2 separate regions of the Homo sapiens genome follow, and region 2 is linked to region 1. A link is an interaction called in ENCODE POLR2A ChIA-PET data of the cell type or tissue named here. Cell type or tissue: Caco-2. All regions are shown on one strand.

Region 1 (2,500 bases):
AAAGAGGTATCGTTTGTGTTGAAACCTGGGTTTCACTGGACAACACAATTTACCTGTGGTTGACCTGAGTTTCACTGGACAACACAGTTTACCTGTGGTTGGTTGTAAAATGTTCTGTAATTCAATAAAATAAAGATAAAATACAAGACTCTTTTGGTGGATAAAAATTAATCAATATTTTGACTTTAAAGAAGCTTTGTGTTTCTTTTTAAAATCAATGTTTTGACTTTAAAGAAGCTTTGGTAAGAATGTTTCAACACTGAGTAACATTCTGTTGAACTTTGCAAACATTGTATATGATTTTAAAAGTAATTTATGATAATAGGAAGTTGCATTGGTTATTTACTTGCTCTGTATTACTTTATATATTGTAACTTTTCATTGCAAAGATAAAAATAACTAAACAGAAAGTTTGTAACTAAGCATTTGGTAGCACCGTCTAAGCTTCTTACTTATTTCATTTATTCCTCACAACAATCCTGTGAGGTAAAAAGTAATGAGGTGTTTTGTTGTTGTGATTGTTTGTTTGAGACGGAGTTTCGCTCTTGTTGCCCAGGCTGGAGTGCAATGGCGTGATCTTGGCTCACCACAACCTCTGCCTCCCAGGTTCAAGCGATTCTCTTGCCTCAGCTTCCTGAGTAGCTGGGATTACAGGTATGCGCCACCACACCTGGCTAATTTTGTATTTTTATTAGAGACAGGGTTTCTCCATGTTGGTCAGGCTGGTCTCGAACTCCCGACCTCAGGTGATCTGCCTGCCTCAGCCTCCCAAAGTGATGGGATTACAGGCTTAAGCCACTGTGCCTGGCTAGTCATGAGGTTTAAAAAGATTAAATAACTTGCCCAAATTAAGAAGTGATTGAGCAAAGATTTAAAACCAGACAACCTGACTCGAGAGCCTGCAGTGTCAATGATTTCTAATACTTAAATACCTAGTATGCTGGTTACACTAGTAAAGAGGCAATATTATTCTAGGAGTTTAAATGTTTTATTTACTTTTTTATCTATATATTTTTTAAAAAACATTCTCATAAGCTTTCATCACATATAACTCTATGGTCTTCATAATTTTAATTTCTAATGCCTAACAGTCTATCAACATTAGAATGTAGAAAATCAATCCACAAGGAAGTTTGTTTTTTTATCTCTATTGTTTCATTTTTAGTATATATATTTTAGGTTTTTGTTCGCTCATTAAAAAATGTATAACAAATCAGAAGCATATAAAGTGCATTCCATGTGTCATTGTATAATTTTTAAAAAGCTAAAACCATGGCTCTCATCTAGTACGTATATAAAGAGTTGTCTGAGCATGCTGGCTCACATCTGTAATCCCAACACTTTGGGAGGCCGAGACAGGAGGATTGCTTGAGCCCAGGAGTTTGAGACCAGCCTGGGCAACATAGTGAGACCTTGTCTCTACTAAAAATAAAAAGAACTTAGCCACCTGTGGTGGCATGTGCCTGTGGTCCCAGCTACTCAGGAGGCTGAAGCAGAAGGATTGCTTGAGCCCAGGAGGGCAAAGTTGCAGTGAGCCATGATTGCACCACTACATTCCAGCAGCCTGGCTGACAGAGCAAGACCCTGTCTCAAAAAAAAAAAAAATCCAAAAACAAAATCAAAGAGCTCATAGATAAGAGAGTCAACAACAGGAGAAAGCCAATTCAAAGGGGCATAGGACAGGTAGTCACTGAAAGAAAAAACAAATGCTAGACTATACTAGAACAAACAAAAATGCTAGACTACGATTACTAAATTACATAAAAACTGGTTAGTGCCGCATAGGGTAATAAAACTAACTGTTGGGTTGTAGTCTGTTTACCAGCCTCACAACATCTGCATCTCTATGGGACAAAGGTTATTTGCACTTATATTACACAATGATTATTTGCATCACTATCTGGTTTTCTACAATTTACTTTCTGCTCTTACATCTTTACCAATTATCACTATCTATTATATTGCATATCTTATATATTTACTTTGTTTGCTGTCTTCTCCATTAGAACATTTTCCCACTTCTGTACACTGCTATATCCCCAATGCCTAGAACACTGCCTAGCACATAGAATGTACTTAAAAGTATGTGTGGAATAAATAAATAAGAAAAAATTTTTCCATGCTGGCTAACACGGTGAAATCCCGTCTCTATTAAAAATACAAAAAATTAGCTGGGCATGATGGTGGGTGCCTGTAGTCCCAGCTACTCGGGAGGCTGAGGCAGGAGAATGGTGTGAACCCGGGAGGTGGAGGTTGCAGTGAGCTGAGACCGCGCCACTGCACTCCAGCCTGGGTGACAGAGCAAGACTGCATCAAAAAAAAAAAAAAAAAAGAAAGAAAGAAAAAAATTTTTTAAATGCAGATCAATTTGCCTTTAAAACCACAAGCTATTTTTTTTTTAACTTTTTACCTTTTTCTCTTTTTTTTTTTGAGACTGGGTCCCACTCTGTTGCCCAGGCTGGAGTGCAGTGGCATGATCTTGGCTCACTGCTGCCTTGAC
Region 2 (2,500 bases), 210 kb after region 1:
CAACAAAATGATCCTAAATAAACTACTGGGAAGACTAAATGAGTTATCATATATAAAGCATTAAGAATGATGCTTAGCAAAAATACATGTGCTAAAATTCATTAGGGTAACACTAGCTGCTATAACAAACAGACCTAAAATTGTTCAATGACTTGACTATATAATAGATATTTCTTCCTCATTTGTCTACACGGTTTTACAAGGACTTAGGTTGATAGATGCACAGTTTTCTTCACTACATAGTTTCTCCATCCCAATTGGCCAGAAAAGGGAAAGAACATGAAGGAGTATGTACCAGAGAATTCTACGGAGGTCATTCTTCCTGCTCAAATCCCATTGGCCGGAACATAATCACATGGCCACACCTAACTGCAAAGGAGGCTGGGAAGTGCAGGCTAGACAATGGATTGTAATGACTAGCTGTCTATACAGCAGACTTTGCTGTACTGATAATTATTGTTATCATCTCATTATTACCAACTTTCGAGCTTGGGCTCTTATCTCCACTTACCTAGAATGTTGCAAAAGCCTCCTCACTGGTCTCTCTAACTCCAGGCTATTTGCCATCCCAAATCCTTCCTCCACAACAAACCCAGAGTTATTTATGTAAAACACCAAGTCTGATCTTTTCCCTCACCGTCCTCCAGCTTCAGTTTAATATCCTTCTGTGACCTCCCCACTGCCTCAGGTTCCAGTCAAGTCCCCTTCATTGCCTTCGTGACTCAGTCCCTCCACATCCCTTTAGTTCATCTCCAAAATCCCCGCCCACCTTGCAGCGGGTGTTTGCGATTTGACACCCACTTTGTGCCTGCAACAGTGCTGGACATAGGCTACTCCAGTGAAGAAAGCGGGCGGGATCCCTGCTACATTTTAATGAGGTAGCAGAAAAAACAAGTAAACAAATAAATATGTAATATTAAGCTATAAGGAGTACAGTGAAGAAAGATACAGGGTAAAAAAAAATGGGGGCGGTGAGCTAAATGAACAGGTAGTAAATAACAGCTTAAATTTCACGTGCAAGTGATAGCCATTCTGCAGCAGGATGCATTGTGGACTTTTTATCTTCACTATCATTACCCACACCCCTGAGACTGCATATTACAAAAGAGTTCTTATCATTGACCTATATTTGCATTCCTTTTAGCTTCTTTTATGGCTGTTATTCAGGGAAATAATATAGAGCACTAAAGATTGCCTAATGTGCTATTTGTGTGGGATGCTGAGAGAATATCATTTGCTATTGCCCCACGGGGCAGTGACGGTACAAATGACTCAATTTTTTTCCCTGCAACCTTCTTTGCAGGAAAATTCAACTAAAAATATTTAATAAAACCAAGTTTTACTCAAGTATAAAAAACTGTTGTTTTTTAAAGTTCCCTGGGCTATGTTACTGTCACCGTGGTAGCTTAAAAAGTATTACATATGTGATGTTCCTGTCACTTTACTGGATTTAGGTTTTCAAATTCAGAGCAGGTGAAATTGAAGGTTTTCTTTACAGAGGCTGTTCTTTTAACCAGGGTGATTTGCTCCCACCCGACTTAGTCATTTTTAAAATTCTTATTTTTATTTTAGAGACAGGGTCTTGCTCTGTCACCCAGGCTGCAGTGCAGGGGCACCATCATAGTTCCCCGCAGCCTCCAACTCCTGGGCTCAAGCAATCCTCCCACTTCAGCTTCCCAAGCAGCTGGGACTACAGGTGCACATTACGATGCCTGGCTAATTTTTTATAGAGACAGGGTCTTGTTTTGTTGCCTAGGCTGCTCTCAAACTCCTGGGCTCAAGCGACCCTCCCACCTCAGCCTCCCAAACTACTAGGATTATATGCATGAGACACCACGCCCAGCCTGAATTTTTTTTAATATAAGAAATCAATATAAAGACAAAATAAAAACGGGTAAAATGTGTGCCTTTAACCTAAGGTATAGACAAACCCTTATTATCCTCATCTAACACACAGACCTTAATTCTACTGCTGATTTCCTTCCCACTTCTCTTCAACTCAGAAGCACTTTCTGAGGCAAAACATAGCTTCAGCTTTCTGGTCTCATGGCAACTTGGCAGCACAAGGCTTCTAGGCTAAAATCCCAGCTTCCATGGATCCACGCTGTTTCAGTCACAAATATTTACCTTGCCTGGCTCCGCAGGCTAATTAAAGGGGTAGGCTCTGTTCCTCTTGGCTCTCCTCTAAATTGCTTTTAGAGGAAGAAGCAGTGGCGGGACCAGAATGGCAGCCCCATCACTCATCTCCACAGCCACACGGTGACTACCTTACAAATATCCTGTTCAGATCAGAAAAGGGGTTTGCAGCCACGCCCTTGCCTCTCTCCAGCTAGATCTGAAATTGCACATCCCAACGATGATTTCCCCTGGAAGCTGACATTAGCCCTAGCAGCGTATGTGACTGATGGTGCCTCTGAAAGAGGGACTCTCAGGATCAAATACTAAGAGCTTATTATACCAGTTAGAACACAGTGTTTCACTGTGAATATATACTTTTATT

What was found. Peaks named below come from ENCODE experiments on the same cell type or tissue, not always from the same donor. Only the 100,000 strongest peaks of a DNase experiment are listed, where the experiment ranks them.
Region 2: POLR2A ChIA-PET joins it to region 1 with 5 read pairs; 2 of 35 experiments call an interaction of 5 or more read pairs at or near these places.

Annotation. Positions count from the first base shown.
Region 1 is chr12:92,944,290-92,946,789 of GRCh38, forward strand. No RefSeq gene overlaps it. Among named protein-coding and RNA genes, the nearest start is that of EEA1, 16 kb to the left of the region's middle. In Caco-2, no CTCF peak of the experiment used is centred here; a DNase peak (open chromatin) is centred at 1,532.
Region 2 is chr12:93,154,170-93,156,669 of GRCh38, forward strand. The region is part of intron 3 of LOC643339 (a long non-coding RNA gene); the gene reads right to left. Among named protein-coding and RNA genes, the nearest start is that of LINC02412, 19 kb to the right of the region's middle. In Caco-2, no CTCF peak of the experiment used is centred here; DNase peaks (open chromatin) are centred at 372, 762 and 1,042.